Regions from separate parts of the Homo sapiens genome. Here region 1 is linked to region 2. Evidence: chromatin loops called from intact Hi-C (ENCODE). Cell type or tissue: sigmoid colon. All regions are shown on one strand. Links, peaks and the distances in the headings refer to the core of each region. The heading gives the core; the rest is flanking DNA.

Region 1 (8,643 bases), core at 1,656-6,655, 150 kb after region 2:
CTTCACCTATATAATAGAAGTGATCATATACTCTATTAGGAAGTTATGAGGGTAAAATCAGTCAATACATATAAAGCACTGTGCTTGACACAAAGTAAGTATATAATATAGCACATCATAAAGTATATAATAAGTAGTGAAATAACTACTAACATTTAAGGGTTGATGGTTGAGCTTGGGTCTAAAAGGCACCTCTGGACTTAGCATTAAATTATCAAATAATCTAAAAAAAATGCATATCCTTTGAACCAATAACTTCACCTCTAATAATTTTAAAACACTCATGCATATCGGCCAAGATTTATTTACAAGTCATGACAGTGTTATAAAAGTGGAAAAATTACAAAACCTGTAGATATCAAATAGTACTTGTTAATTAGATAAATTATAGTTTAGCCTTATGACAAAATACTATGTAGCCATTAACAAAAATGTTCACCTAGCAAAGAAAAAAAAAATCAGGCATAGAAGTTGTAACTCCACCCCTTCCGCCACCCTAATAAAACCACAGATAATATATTTGAAGAAAAATACTACAGACAAAATGTCAACTGTGACTCTTTGGGGGTCATGGCATTATGGGTGATTATTTCCCCTTCATGCTTTTTCTGTGTTTTTTAAAATTCTGTATTAAAAATATTACTATTTTGTAATTATGAAAAATGTAGCTTTAAATAATCTTGCTTTCATAACATGGGAAAATATTCATGACATAAATATTAAAAAGGTTAAGAAAGACTCATGGTGTGAAAATATAACCACTGAGAGAAGAAAATGGAAGCCAAGTGCCTGGTGTGTTAACTGTGGTTAGCTCTAGTTTTAACTCAGGGTTTTAGGTTAGGGGAGCAGATATTCTAGTTTGCTCAGGCAAATCCCAGTTTTTGTTTTGTTTTTTTGTTTTTTTTGAGACGGAGTTTCACTCCTGTTGCCCAGGCTGGAGTGCAATGGTGCGATCTTGGCTCACCGCAAACTCTGCCTCCCAGGTTCAAGCGATTCTCCTGCCTTAGCCTCCCAAGTAGCTGGGATTATAGGCGTGCGCCACCATGCCTGGCTAATTTCATATTTTTAGTAGAGATGGGGTTTCTCCATGTTGGTCAGGCTGGTCTCAAACTCCCAACTTCAGGTGATCCGCCCACCTCGGCCTCCCAAAGTGCTAGGATTACAGGCGTGAGCCACCACACCCAGCCAAATCCCAGTTTTATGCTTGTGACCAGGTGCCGACCGGTGTCCTTTCCTGCTCAAAAATATCCTGTTAAAATTACACACCCAACCTAATTATAAGGAGTTCTAAGGTGTTTTTCTAGACTTCTAAATTCTAGTGAACTCAATGTGTTTCCTTAATTCCAATTTGTACCTTTCTACATTTTAATGTTGTTGAGACTGGAATGTACTATATATACAACAGATTGGCACTCTTCCCCCACCAACCGAACAAGTTATAAAAATCAATGGTCTTAAGGTTGGTGGGAGCTTAGAATTGAGGAAACAGAGCATGTTAATTTACAAATGGGAAAAATTTAGAAAATACATTAAATGCTCTTTTATTTTTTTTTTTTTCCTGGAAAGTCAAGATTCTAAGACCTGGGTAACTAGATAAAATCAGACAAATGAAATCCCTATATACAGCTAGGGTCTTACTGGGATTAGGAGCTCATGTTTCCCACAGGCTCCCTGATGAGGTCAATAACAAAATAAAAGGGTGTGACTGCCAAGAAATCTTCTCCAGGACTGGCAGGAGTGGGGCAGGATCTACAGCCCTTGCTGAGACATAAGCTTTTTTTATAAGGAGCCGAAATAATACCAATAATGATAATTATTTTCATAAATGGCTAATACTCATTACGCACTTATGTGCCAGGCATAGGGCTGTCAAATTATTATGACAACCCTATTATGCCCCTCATTCTACAGATGAGGACACTGAGGCACAGAGAGGCACCTGCTCTAGACCACAGAGCTGTTTACACAGAACTGGGATTCAGTCCTTTCCATCTGGCTGCAAGGTCTGCTTCTTAACCACTGACACTGCTTCCTGCCTCTTCTATGTTTTTTCTACGTTTTTTGCCTCTGGCCTCTGTTTTCAGCAAAGCTCTAACTATAAAGGTTTCCCAGGACAGTGGCTCATGCCTATAATCCCTGCACTTTGGGAGGCCGAGGTGGACAGATCTTTTGAGCTCAGGACTTTGAGACCAGCCTGGGCAACACGGCAAAACCCCATCTCTACAAAAAATTGAAAAGTTAGCTGGGTGCAGTGGCGCACACCTGTGGTCCAGCTACTCGGAAGGCCGAGGCTGGGAGGATTGCTGGAGGCCTGGGAGGTTGAGACTGCAGTGAGCCATGATCAAGCCACTGCACTCCAGCCTGGGCGACAGAGTGAGACCATGTATCCCCCCAGCCGCAAAAAAAAAAAAAACCTTTCCCCAAGGGCTCAGTGGTCTGGGAGAGGGGGCAAGAGGCTTAAACAAGCTCCCTGCAACCAGATATTCTGAATCCTTTGGCCTTGGTAATGGGGTATAAAAGAACACCCAACACTGCGTTCATGTACTGTGGCTGTGTTTTCCAAAAATGGCCACAGCGATACTTCTAGTCTCATATGCTCTTGCAGAACCTTGCCACTCCCCATCAGGAAGTATAATCTGTTTCCTCTCCCCTTGAAGCTGGGCAGGCCTTGGTGGCCGCCTGTAATGTGATGGAAGTGACACGACGTGATCTGCAAGGTGAGGTCGCAGCCTACAATACCAGTTCTTTCTGGTCCGCACTCTCAGGCTGCTCGCCCTAGGAACCCTGGCACCATGTTATGAGAGGCTTAGAGCACTGGAGAGGCCATGTGTAGGTGTTACAGCCCATAAGGCCGCCAGCCAGCATCAACTGCAATGTGAGACAGTAAGCCTTCAGATGACTCTGGCCCCAGCTTTCAAGTCTTCTCAGCTGAGGCCTCAGGCATTGTGGAGTAGAGATAAGCCTTCTCCACTGCGCCCTGTCTGGATTCCCGACCTGCAGAATTTGTAAGAATAAGTGGTTGTTTTACACCATTAAATTTTTGAGTAATCCGTTATGGAACAAGCACTTAAAGAGAAAAAGGTCCTATCTGGCCTCTATTGAAAGTAACATATGCACTGTTCTGGGTTTCATGTTTTGATTCTTTGCACAGGGAAGCTGAAATCTATCCAGAGGACAGTGACGGGCACAGGTGAAAGAGACACCATCTGTGACCTGCACCTGGGGGGCTGGCTTAAAAATGTGTCCTCAGCAGATACTCTTAGGATGGCTCAGCTAAAAGGCAGCTGTCACCTCTGAGAAGCTTGTTACTGAATATTATAGAATGAAACCACCCTGGTGGCCAAACCTTGAGAATAGCTTGATAAACCCCCACCTCCATACTACATCACTGCAGTTCTGCTCATTCTGAATCCCCTGCAGGCTAGAGGCTCTGACGGGGCTAACTGCTGGGCCTGGGGGCTCCACGCTCTGCTTCAGGTCAATGAAGAATGTCAGTGACAGAGACACTTTGGAGAGCTCTTGGTTTTGGCTTCCCAGTAGCCACAGAAACCGAGAAGGAGCAGTAGGAAGACACACAACTTCTGCCTCCACCCTCCTCTCGGCCCCTACCCCTGAGCAGCTTATAAGAATCATTTACTCATGTTCTCTGTAAGATTCCATTTGAAAAGAGAGTTCTACCAGCAAATATATCTACATATTGATTTTTCTTAAAATGAAATGTGGCCACTCTTCAGTGCCACAGCAAAGGTAGGTCCTTTTGAGTTTGGTGTGCTCATACCACCCAATGTGTGCTTTGTGACAATGCAATTATCTGACCACTTTTCTCTACTCGAGCTACTAGCCTGCTGGCCTCAGAAGGATGAGAGGCACGTGGACAGTGCTGTCACTGCAGTTACCCCAGGAGAAGCCAGCCCAGATCAGATGACAGCAGCCAACCCCCAGCCACAGAAGCAAGCCTAATTTATAATGAGCAGAGCCAATCCCCAGCTGACCTCAGTCATGTCAGCAATGAACTTTTATTGCTGTATGCCACTGAGGTTTTGTGCCTACAGTTATGATGGCTGGACTTATGATAGTTCAACTTATGATTTTTCAACTTTACAATGGTATGGAAGTGATATACATTCAGTAGAACATCAATAAATTACTTGGGTTATTCAACACTTTATTACCAAATAGGCTTTGTACTAAATGATTTTGCCAAACTGTAGGCTAATGTAAGTGTTCTGGGCATGTTTCAGGTGGGCCAGGCTAAGCTATAATGTTTGGTAGGTTGAGGGTATTAAATGCGTTTTTGACTTAACAGTACTTTCAACTTGCAATGGATTTCTCAGGAGTAACCTCACCATAAGTTGAGAAGTGTCTGTATTTGTTATCTAGCAAAAGCTAACTGATACATCTGTTTTCAGAATTTTCCTGGTTTCCCAGTCAGGCAACCCTAGCTTTTAAAAAGGAAAGGAGAATGAAGTTATTCATTCAAGGATTATCTACTGATGGCCAAATACACGTCCAGCTCTGTGCTTGGCATTAGGGCTACGAGACGGCACTGGTTGCCATTTTGCCAAAGATAATCCTAAGGAACCTTGACACAGAAGAAATAGTTCTGCTGCTGAGTACTTTTGCCACTATCCTGGGGAAATAAATATTTGGAGAAGCTGTGGGGCCAGTCCCAGCAGGAGGCCTGGCACCCAGCCCTGGGCCCGTGCCAGAAGTGAGTGCCTGTTGAGTTTCACAATGTGGGTGTAGGCCGCCTTGATTAAAACCCCAGGCAGCACAATGCCAAATAAGTGCCAGCCTGGGGAAGAAGAAATTAGTCTGGGATAAAAAACGACAAAACAAGAATAGAAAAGCCATTAAGGGATTTGTAAGCATGTGTCACGGATGAAAAATCACTATTGTTGAGAACGTGTGATCATCACGTTGTGCCCTGTGGGGCCTGGGGAAGGAAGTATGAGTGTTAGCCAAAGGCTTGCCTTCCATCAGAGGAAGGAAGGCCAAACAGGAGCAATAAAGCATGGCTAGCAACCCCCACAGGTCAGACAGTCACTCAACACAGACAGTAGGGGCTAGTTCACCCCGTTGGGCCTCAGTTTCCTCATCTTTGGCATGAGGGATAATAATCAAATATACTACAAAGAGTTAATGAGTTAATACAAGGATTAAATGAACTAATTCAGGCAAAATATTTAGAACAGCCTGGTACTGCTCCAGTAAATGCTCAACAAATGTTAGGTATTAAAACTTCTTTCAGAAGTTTCTTGGGAGGAACAAATAGGATAATGTTTGAGGTCTTGGCACAAAGTAGCACAAAAATGATGATTCCTCTAAGTGCAGTGTGTTGTCACCAGGAGATGAGCAAGATATGAGGACAGCTTAGACACGGACCCTGTCCTAAAGGGTAAGGAGCTTAAGATCCAGACACAAGTAACGACAACAAAACAGGGGATAAATACCACCAGAGAGCTACAATTTGTGAGGAATAGAGGAAGGAGAAGGTCAGGCATGTCCCGTATGAAGAGCAGACATGGCCCTGGTGTGGACTCCACAAAAGCATTCCAACACACAGAGAAGGGGAATCAGAGGCTTCTGGCAGTGGGAACACAGCCACAGAAGGCATAGGGGTGGGAAAGCACAAGAGTATATTTGGGAACAAGAGGGTTGTTGTCCATGTTAGGCAAACTGCACAGGTATGTGAAGAGGTGTGATGGGAAGCAAAGCTGGCGGGATGGGGTGGGGATCAGATTCCAGGCTGAGGAAGTAGATATGCTAGGTGGGCGATGGGGAGCCAGTGAAGGTTATTGAGCAGAGAAGAGCCACAGCAGAATTGTTCTTCAGGAAAATGAATCTAGTAGCAGGTGGACTGGAGATGGGAGAGAAAAGACACAGAAGTCAGTTTGTAGGAGGCTGTGTCAGTTCTAGCAAGGCAATGGGGACTGAAATCAGAATAGTGGCCAGAAGAAAAGGGAGAGGAGCTGGGTGGGAGAGGAGGGCAGCAGGTGGCAGGAATGTCCCAGGGAGCCTCCAGGGACCCAGGCTGCACGGTGAGGTGGGGAGCAGGGTCGCCTCCAGTGGGAGGGTCCAGACAGCCGGTGAGACCAACAAAAAAACTTCCCTGGCTGGCTTGGCTGCCTCAGATTGTTGACAACATGGTCAAGCGATTCCGTCTGTGCAAACTCTGCCATAAACTAAACCGCTGAGTCAAGCAAGCAGGCAGCAGGCCTTGCCACTTCTGCAGGCCATTAGCTGGCCCCCTCTCCTGCCCCCAGACCCAGTTCTGAGGAACAACTCCCCAGAGAGGGCCTCTCCCACCTGCTCTCTGGCCGCTGCATTTTTTAGGGAACAAAAAGCCAGCTGTGGTAAACCGCCCTTCAGTCAGGCAGACAGTGGGACTATGGCGTGGACACCTTGCCCCTTTCTTCCTCCTCCAGCCTTTTCAACCGTGTCCCCAGTTCAAAGGCATGATCATTGTGACCTGCAGGCCCAGGTACAGCTGAAGTCATTTCAGAAGGCTGGCGTAGAGTCAGCCCTCCCCTGCTGCCTGCATTCTCCTTTGCTTTCTCACTTTTGAGTCATCTGAGTGCCAAGTGAAAACAAAGACCTCCCTTCAGAAAGTTCCCCACCTCATTGGGCTTCACTTTTTAAAAATAACCTGTTAGGCTGGAACCTGGCCACTCCCTACATTTCCCCTCACCCGGCCTGCGGGGTCATTCTCAGGCCTCCTTGCCACTGCAAAAGCCTCCTGGTGGAAAGACAAAGAAGGCCTTTCAGTCCCCATGAAGCAGGCTCTGCTTCTGCCCTGATCTGGATGCATCTGGAGGAAACAGGGAGGCCACAAAGAGACATGGACGAAAGGTTCATCCTCAACAATACCTCCTCTCATGTGCCTGCTAATGGAGAACTAGACTGCTCAGATAAACACAAATAAACTGTTCTTCTAAGGTGACAACAGGGACCCAGCACTTGGTAGGACCTCAATAATGTGACGCAAATCAATTTGAATCTAGCTACTGGACTCAAATACTTCTTCCTACATCCTGTTCCTGAATTGAGCTGCATAACTTCAAGTTTTTCTAACATGTAGGCAAAAAGGAGAAACAGATAAACCCAAAAGAACACCAACCACACAGAGAGGAAAGAGAGACCAGGATTCAGAATAACCCACACTAGACCATGAATACATGAATATCTCAAAAGGAAGGACGCAAAGTGGGTTGAGTCATTAACAAGCTTACAGAGAAACTCCAGGCTATCAAAAACCCTCCATAAAATATTAGCATATCATATCCAACATATATAAGAAATACAAATGTACCACAGCTAAGGTTTATCACAGGAATGCATGAGTAGTTCAGTACTTCCAAATGTTTCAAATGTATATGCCTTATGAACAGACAAAACAAGAAAAGCCATATATTCGTATCAACTGAGACAGAAAAAGCGGCATTTGACAAAATTCAATATCCAGTCATGATTAAACAAAACAAAACAAAACTTTCAGCAAGCAAGGATAGGAGGGAACTTCCTTGACTGAGAAAGGGCATCTAAAAACCAACCCACAGCTAACATGATACTTGATGAGATACTGCATGCTTTCCCCCAACACAGGGAACAAGGAAAAGATGTCTTTTCTCACATTCTTATACTGCTGGAAGTTGCAATAAGGTAAGAAAAAGAAATAGAGGCATATGGATTGAAAAGGAAGAAACAAAACTACTTCATTGGTAGACAACATAATGATCTATGTAGAAAATCCCAAAGAATCTACTAAAAACCTCCTTAGAACTAATAAATAACTTTAGTAATGTCATGAGATACAAAACCAATTTACAAAAATCAACTGCATTTCAATATCTTAGCAATGAACAACTGAAGTTAAAAATTAAACACAAAGGAGAGGACTATTTACAATAGCAGCAAAAAGGGAAATATTTATTAGGTATAAATCTAACTTTACAATATGGTGAAAATGATAGAACACTGGTGAAAGAAATCAAAGACCTAAATAATTGGAAGGGCTCACCGTGTTCATAGATATTATTAATTCATGATATTATTAATGAGCCAATTCTCCCCAAATGGATATGCAGGTTCAACACAATTTCAATCAAATCCCAGTGATAGGCTTTATTACTGTTATTTTTGTAATATTGGAAAACTGATTCTAAAATTCATATGAAAAGGGCAAGGAATGAGAATAACCAAAAACAACTTTGCAAAAGAGCACTATCCAATTTCAAGATTTACTATTAAGTTACAGTAATCAAGACAGTGTGGTACTGGTGAAAGCTTAGACAAATAGACGAATGCAGCAAAACAGAGTCCAGAAATAGACCCATATGAATATAATCAGCTGGTCTTTTGAGAGAAGTGTAAAGTAATTCAGTGGAGAAAGGATATCCTTGTCAACAAGTAGTGCTAGAAAAACTTGATATCCATATATAAAACAACGACCCCTGGCCCATACTTAACCCTTATGCAAAAATTAATTCAAAACGGATCACAGACCTAAAATATAAAACTGTAAAACGTCTGGAAGAAAACGTAGGAGAAAATCTTTGTGACTTGGATTAGGAAAAGAGTTTTTAGATAAGATACTGAAAACACAATCCATAAGGAAAAAAAACTGATAAATTAGACTTTATC
Region 2 (8,411 bases), core at 3,412-8,411:
GATGTTATGTTGAAGAGCCTTTTACAGAATTTAGGCAAGAAATGATAGCTCAGGTCAAAGGGTATCAGGGGAAGTGCGGTAAGAAGTTGGATTGTGGGTATATTTTGAAGGTAGAGACAACAGGATTCCTCATGGATTCAATGTGTGGTGTGAGACAAATAGAGAAGTCAAGCATGACTCAGGTTTTGGGCCTAAGCAACAAAGAAACAAGGAGTTGCTACCCAATGGGGAAAGCCATAGGTAGAAGATACTTTGTTCCCATAGGACAGAAGTTCAGTTTGGGGCATGTTGAGTTTGAGATATCTATTAGATATTGAAGTGGAGATGTGGAATAGGCAGTTGGCTATATTAACTTGGAGTTCCAGATGGAGCTCTGGGCTGGAGCAATAAATTTAGAAGTCTTTATCATATAGATGGAATTTAAAGTAGTTAGACTGGATGACATCACCAAGGGAGTGAGTGTAGAGAGAGAAGAGGAACAAAGACTGAGTCCAAGAGAGAGAAGAGGAACAAAGACTGAGTCCTGGGGTCCTTGAACACATAGCAGTCAGAAAAATGAGTAAAGAAAAGGAGACTGGGAAGGAACAGCTACCAAGGGAGGAAAAACACAAAGAGAACATGGTGACCTGGCAGCGACATGAAGGATATCCAGAAGGAATGAGCAACTGTATCCTGTGTTGTTGATAGGTCAACAAAGACAAGGATAAAGAGTGTACCATTGTATTAAGCAATAAGGGGGTCATTGACAAGGGTAAGAGCAGTTTCTGTAGAGTCATAGGGGTAAAAGCCTGATTGAAGTGAGCCATAAGGGCAAGGGGGAAGAGGAATTTAAGATAGCATAGAGAGACAATTCTTTTAAAGAGTTTTGATGGCAAAGAAAGGAAAGAGGCCCGGCGTGGTAGCTCACACTTGTAATCCCAGCACTTTGGGAGGCTGAGGAGGGCAGATCTCTTGTGATCAGGAGTTCAAGACCTGCCTGGCCAACAGGTGAAACCCTGTCTCTAATACAAAAATTAGCCAGGTGTGGTGGTGTGCACCTGTAATCCCAGCTACCCAGAAGGCTGAGGCAGGAGAATAGCTTGAATCCCGGAGGCGGTGGTTGCAGTGAGCCGAGATTGCACCACTGCACTCCAGCCTGGGAGACAGAGGGAGACCCTCAAATAAAAGGAAAGATATGTAGTAGTAGCTGGTGAAGGAATGGGGTTCAGGGAAATGTTTCTTTCTTTTTTTTAAAATTAGAGAATCAATAGTATGTTTGTATGTTAATGGCAATAATCTAGTGGAAATAAAAAATGATTATATAGAGAAAGGGAATAATTGTTGGAACAATGTCATTGAGTTGAGGATAGGAGATGGGTTCTAGTGCATAGAGAATGCTTTAGTATAAGAGTATGGATTATTCTTTCGATACTTAGCAGGAGGGAAGAGTATGAAAGTGCAAATAATGGAAGGGGGATAGATGTGTTAGTGGGAATTTGTAGAAGTTGCAAAGGATTCCAATAAGGAGAAAAAAGAACACATAACAAAGATTTAGAAATCAGAATGGCTTTGGATTTCTCAATGGTAACACTAGAATCTAACAGATAAGGGGGCCAAGGCTTTAAAAACCTAAGGGAAGATAGCTTGTAACTCAAGAATTCTATACTTAACCAAACTATTATTAAGTGAGGGTAGATTAAATGCATTTTCAAACACAGGAGGTGTGCTAGATATCTTGTTTGCCCCTTGAGATCCTTCTCTATTCCCACTTTGTGCTCAGGGAGGTAGACCTGCATGGATTGCTTCACTTGGGTCTCTTGTCCTCTGGCTCCTGGTTGGGTTTGGTCAAAGGGCAACACTGGTGGGAGACCAGGGGGCAGAAAGAAAGGGATGGATACTGTGTTCCTTTACTGAAGACTATAAATCTTGGTGGGCAACACTTTCCTATAAGCTGCATCTCTCTCTGGATTCTAGTAAACATTCCTTCCTCTATCCCTTTCAAGCCTAAGGCTTCCTGCTGTTGCTAGTCCTATCTCTTCACACTGTTCACACCTTTGTAAACAGTCCCTTTATTAAGCTTTCCTCTAGCACCCCCTTAAGAATGCCATTTTTCCTCTGGTTGACCTTGACTGGATACACTGGTGTCCAAAGACTTACCAGTGAGCCTTTTTATCAGAAAACTATTGGGGGAAGTTCTCCACTAAAACAAGAAGACACAAGATTGAGGCAAAGGGAATCTTCTGAACAATGGTGAAAGATCACAGGATGACAGCTGTGTATTCAGTTTCAGAATAACCAACTCAGAATGGAGCAGGCTAGAAGGTTCTTAAAGGTGTCTTTAAGAAGGTAAAATTGTTAAAATACCTAACAAGGAGTTTTACACAGCTGGGACGGGAATTTGAAACTGAATTAAAGACATGGAAATCTAAGCAAATGAAAAAGAAGATGGTTGGCCGGGCGCAGTGGCTCACGCCTGTAATCCCAGCACTTTGGGAGGCCAAGGCGGGTGGATCACCTGAGGTCAGGAGTTTGAGACTAGGCTGACCAACAAGGTGAAACGCCGTTTCTACTAAAAATACAAAAATTAGCCAGGTGTGTTGGCAGGCACCTGTAGTCCCAGCTACTCGGGAGGCTGAGACAGGAGAATTGCTTGAACCCAGAAGGCGGAGGTTGCAGTGAGCCGAGATCGCACCAATGCACTCCAGCCTAGGCGATGGAGCAAGACTCCGTCTCAAAAAAAAAAAAAAAAAAAAGAAAAAAGAAAAACAAGATGGTTATTAATTTTAGATGTAAGAAAACATTGGGCAATAAAGAAAAAGCAATCATAGTATAGAAAACAGGTCAATTATAAAACAGCATTTATGCAACAAAAATTCCAAGGGACTGATGAATTATTTCCTTTTATAGACTTCCTCATAATATATAGCTTCCCTATTTTTGTAATGTAGAGGTTTTCACAGAAGGTATTTACCAGAATAGCATCTAAAATTACGAGGACATTTATTTTAACATGGTTTGGCCTAGGTCATTTTACAGACTAGACAGTAAAAAATCTCAGCTTATCTATAAACTTCTGATCTGTGTGACCTGGGGTAGGTTACTTAATTTTGCTGACCCTTACAAAGTATGAGGATTGCAAATACAACACACAGAGTGCCTGGCACATAGTAGGCATTCATAAATGACCACTTTTGTCAGCCACCTTAATGGAAGAATGCTGGATAGGGATATTATAAAACCACAAGGAATACAACTTTGACCTCAATTTAGGTGGGTAGTTGAGCATCTGGAAGTCATGAGGTGTTGAAGCCTGACACTATTATAAAAGTAAACACTTCTCAGACTAAGCAAATATGATATGGAACTGACAACAAAATTGAGGGGAAAATGCTCTGAGGAAGATGACTGAAAGAATAAAGTACAGAGTAAAATGGCTTTCAGAGGGGCCAAGAGCAGTATACAGCTCTCCTTTAGAACAGTAACATAAAGACTCAGCTTCTCCTGGGGGTCTCCATCCTGCTTTGTGCCACAGAAAGTGTAGGACTACTGGGGAGGGTTCTGGTTCCTTTCTTAAGTATATAAACAACAAAATCAAAAGTTTTATTTTATTTATTTATTTATTTATTTAGTGACAGGGTCTTGCTCTGTCATCCAGGCTGGATTGCAGTGGCATGATCACAGTTCACTGCAGCCTCGACCTCCTGGACTCAGGTGATCCTCCCACCTCAGCCTCCTAAATAGCTGGGACTATAGGCACACACCACCACGCTTGGCTAATTTTTTGTAGAGCCGGGGTTTCGCCATGTTGCCCAGGCTGGTCAAGAACTCCTGGGCTTAAGCAATCTGCCTGCCTTGGCCTCCCAAAGCGCTGGCATTACAGGTGACAAAGAATTTTAGCTCCAAGAGTTCTTTAGGCCCATCACTTCTAGAGGTTGGTCAGATATTAATGGTGTGAAAGGTAAAGAAAGTCATTGATAACAATTAACATGTGGTAAGCGCTTAAGATTTGCCAGTCGTTATTCTAAGCCATTTTACATGAATCATCCCGTTTAATCTCAATAACAACTCTAAGTTCTTTTATCCTCATTTGACAGATAAGGAAACTGAGACTCACGGAGGTTAAGTAAATTGCCTAAGGTTACACAGCCAGTAAACTCGAAGAGCTAGACCTGAACTCAGATTTGCCAGCCTCCAAAGGCTTCCAGACTTCTAACCGTAATGCTAATATATAGCAAATAGTCTTTAGTTGTGGATTTTCTCACTAGCATAACAGCATTGATCAGGCCATATTCTAGCAAGTGATTTTCAAATATGAAGTGACAGAGATAACATACAAAGGCCAGGCAATTTTAAGCAAATGCTCTTACAGGTGTACTAGGACAGAGCCTTAAAACCAATGACTCCTTCTAAACATGGAGTTCAGACATTCAAATACCTTTACCTAGTAAAGTTCTAATAGAAAAGGAGTTATTTTAGGGCTAGTATAAGTCCATCCATGTATTCCCAGTGTCAACTGTGCTCGACGTAGTAAGTGTGGAATCAATGTCTAGTGACCGGTTAGATGACCCGCATAGTGGATCTTTTCAAATCTCACATGGAGGATCTCATACAAAAACATTAAGAACATTAAAGCAAGCCCTGACAATAATTTTTAAAAAATAACAGTCTATTTCCAGGGTAAACAATTACTTTGTCACGCCGCTGCTTAGGGGCTCGGAGAACCTGCTTCTGATGTGGGTCCAGGTTGAGGAACACTTCGCCACTTGAGAACGCAAATAAAGTCCAGAAATCCAGGACCACAGCAATACTCCAGCCCAGGGTTGCAGGGCAGCCTCTTTACCAGCCGGGCGACCCATTTCTATCTTGGCGCCGGCGAAGCGCCGGTTTGGGCGGGGGACCGCTCTCAGCCTGAACAGTGGGTGGGCCGGCAATGACAATGCAGGAATTCCGCGCAGGCCGCAGGGTTTGGGGACCTGTCTGAAGGGTGGGAGGGAGCACTTTTCACCTGACACACCCAACCCCCCTGCCGCAGCCCAGGGCCGCGGATGAGCGGAAGGAAAGCACTTCCATACTGTCAGATCACTGGGCTTCAGTTGCAGCATAGCGGCCCACCCCGCCGCCCGCGTACGCTCAGCCCCTCAGCGCCGGCCAGGCAGCCACGCACGCGCAGTCCGTTCTCGCTCGCTCCATCAGTCCTGGCCCGGCCCGGGGCCCCGCCCCCGCAGGCCCCGCCCCGCTCCCGTGCGCTGAACGCCCCATATCCGGGTTCCCGCCGCCTCCACCGCCACCGCCTCAGCCGCCTCGCACATTTAGTCTTGCCGGGAGTGGTGTGATTCCCGACCAAGATGGCGGCCGTGGGGCGAGTCGGCTCCTTCGGTTCTTCTCCGCCGGGATTATCCTCGACTTACACTGGCGGCCCCTTGGGCAACGAGATAGCGTCGGGCAACGGTGGCGCCGCGGCAGGCGACGACGAGGACGGGCAGAACCTTTGGTAACGACTCCACCTCTCCCTCAGCCCCCGCTGGCTCCCCCGGCCTTGCGCGGACGCCTCGGGATCCCGTGCCCGCTGGAGCTCGGCGCCGGGCCCGGCCACTGCGTTCCCGGCAGCCCCATCCCCGGCGCGCCGAGGCCGGGTCCGTCCCTCCCGCGCTGCGGCTCCGGCCTCCGGCCTCACCGTACGCCTTGCTTCCCGTTAGGTCCTGCATCCTCAGCGAGGTCTCCACCCGCTCGCGCTCCAAGCTCCCTGCGGGGAAGAACGTGCTACTGCTGGGTAAGTGTTCCCTGCCTCGCCCCGCCCCGCCCGGCCCCCAGCGGCCCGGGGTACCTGGTCCGCGGGCTAGCTCGCTGGCTCTCTTTGTGCGGACAGCCGGCCCAGCCCCGCCCCGCCTCGCCTCCCGACCTGTCGCGGATGGCTGGGAGAGAAGGGGAACACGAGACCCTTGACCCAGGACCTGCGGGGACCCGCCCTCCCTCAGGTTCCTCCTCCTCCTCCCCGGTATATGGGGGTGGCCCTGACAGCTTCCCCTGGGAAGGACAGAATTCGATCGCTCATCTGAGGGATTCTCGTGGCCTGGGGTTTATCTAGAAAATGACAGGTTTTCTTTCATCACAAAAATTGGTAGCAGGAGGCTCTTTGCGAGAGCTGCAGCGCAAATGGCATGCCATTAATATTTAATAGCTGACTCTTTGTATAATTGACAGAAGCTAGAACTAAGACCTGGCGATAAATGTTCTTGATTCAGCGTTCTCTGGTACAATGTGCTCGTGTTGCAGCTACCTTAACTGTCACATATAATTCTGAAATTTGTAAAGGGCAGTAGAACACAACTTTCTAGTTAAGTCTTTTCAGCCAAATGGATGTAATAAGGAGAAACGGTCCAGTGTCAGTTCTCCTGATTGTTCTGTATCTCCTCGGCTCTCTGGAAGTTGTGTATTCTGTTTCTTTAGTGACTCTGGGGGTGGGGATAGAGGACTGAGGGAGAATAGTTCGCAGATTCGCATTTTTCTAGGCTTAGCTCCTGAATCATTTATAGGAGAAATTTCTCTATATAGCTCTTTACATGCGAGATAACTGAAGTTTGGCTTATACGATGATTAAATTTAAAAACTTTGGTATTTGGTGTCGGCTCAATACCAGAGTTTTTTGTTGTTGTTGTTGTTGTTTTGGTTATATCCATCTAAAAACAGGAAACAAGAAGTCAAATACTACTTGATAGGCTGCGTGGTTAAATATGAATGTTTACATAGAAAAAATTACTTTTTTAATAGACTGCTGCCAAGCAAGAATATATGATTATTGATATTCTTTAAAGCTACATGGAGCTAGTTGAAAAATTAGTTTTTACCCTTGTTTTTAATGTGGTTGAAAGCACCTACTGAAGATTAGCCTGGATTGAGTCACTGCCCTATCACATATAAGCCCTAGGATCTTAAGCAAGTTGCTTGACATCTATAAACCTCAGTTTCTTCATCTTTAAAATGGTTGTTATAGAAATAATAATACTTGCCTCTAGGGTTGTGGCGGGAATCAAATGAGTTAATGTTTGTATCGTGGTAATATTTGCAAGTGATACTTTGTCATGGATTTATCTTAAACTGCATTAGAAAATATTTGTGATCAGAACTTTTTAAAAAATTGAATTAGTGCCTACATAAGTGATATTCATAGGGCAAAAATAAATTAGGATCCAAAAGCAAAAAAAAATTGTATAATATATTTTTAGTTTACTAATTTAAACAAATTACTACTCATTTCTAAGGTAAAATGGATTTAAGCTCATATGACCTCATTGAAATTGATTCTATTTTAATTAAATATTTGGAAACACTGTCATGGTAAAGGTAAGATTCAGTAGTTTTGTTCTTATTTTATACATTTTGTCCAGTTATTTCTGCACATTAGATATTGTGTAGATGATTCTGTTTATGGTAAAACAAAAGTGGCAGTTTTGTTCATTTTTTGGTATACCTAATTTGCACTGAGGTTGTGCCATTTTTTTTTTAACACCCCTTTGACACTGGGTCTGTGCATGGGACTGAGTGTTCTTAGAGGTCCCAGCCTCCTTCACTCCACCATACAAGAATAGATTAAATTTCCTTTTTTATGAACTTAATAGTTCATAAAGTGCATCTAATATCAGGTAATATGAGCTTGAAATTTAATATTTTTCTTTCAGTACTATTGGGATTTTCATCAGAGAGTCCTTTTCAGCTTTGGAAGGAGCTAATAACTGATTTGTATACTGGTTACAAAAATAGAGTTAACTTTCTAAAATACCCCTGAAGATTTCTTACAGACATTTCACCGTCACATATGGCAGCATTCACTCTGTGCTGGTGGAGGAAAGAAATACCAAATAGGGATTGTGGTTTTCTTTGTTATGAGTTTGAAGGTGCTAGGCAGGAGGATGCTTGACCCTAATACATCTTTCATGAATGCAAGTGGTCTCTGGAGTCTCTTATTTAAAAAAACAAATCTAAGGCCAGGCACAGTGGCCCACGCCTGTAATCCCAGCATTTTGGGAGGCCGAGGGGTGGATCGTTTGAGCTCAGGAGTTGGAGACCAGCCTGGGTAGTATGGTGAAACCCCATGTCTACAAAAAATAAAAAAATTGGCCTGGCACGGCAGCTCCTGCCTGTAATCCCAGACTTTAGGAGGCCTAGGTGAGCGGATCACCTGAAGTTAGGAGTTAGAGACCAGCCTGGTCAATATGGTGAAACCCCATCTCTACTACAAATACAAAAATTAGCTGGGCATGGTGGCACACACCTGTAATCCCAGTTACTCGGGAGGCTGAGGCAGGAGAATTGCTTGAGCCCGGGAGGCGGAGGTTGCAGTGAGCCAAGATCGTGCCACTGCACTCCAGCCTGGGTGACAGAGCGAGACTCTGTCTCAAAAAAAAAAAAAAAAAAGGCCGGGTATGATGGTGCAT

Evidence for each region. Peaks named below come from ENCODE experiments on the same cell type or tissue, not always from the same donor. Only the 100,000 strongest peaks of a DNase experiment are listed, where the experiment ranks them.
Region 1: a loop joins it to region 2, with 2.2 times the contacts of the local background. A loop is called at or near these places in 2 of 110 quality-filtered maps.

Annotation. Positions count from the first base shown.
Region 1 is chr3:32,418,408-32,427,050 of GRCh38, reverse strand. All of the region lies in intron 1 of CMTM7 (CKLF like MARVEL transmembrane domain containing 7), which reads right to left. Among named protein-coding and RNA genes, the nearest start is that of CMTM7, 31 kb to the right of the region's middle. RefSeq lists a silencer at 3,076-3,165 and enhancers at 6,621-6,700, 6,791-6,860, 6,921-6,980, 6,212-7,411. In sigmoid colon, for the core only: no CTCF peak of the experiment used is centred there; a DNase peak (open chromatin) is centred at 4,710; H3K27ac peaks cover 4,611 bases.
Region 2 is chr3:32,567,684-32,576,094 of GRCh38, reverse strand. It overlaps DYNC1LI1 (dynein cytoplasmic 1 light intermediate chain 1), which reads left to right and starts at 5,237. Exons shown (of 13, transcript NM_016141.4): 1 at 5,237-5,470; 2 at 5,676-5,749. The coding sequence starts at 5,325. RefSeq lists silencers at 5,040-5,299, 5,480-5,969 and an enhancer at 5,244-6,029. In sigmoid colon, for the core only: CTCF peaks have their summits at 5,463 and 5,713; DNase peaks (open chromatin) are centred at 5,214 and 5,824; H3K4me3 peaks cover 2,637 bases; H3K27ac peaks cover 1,711 bases.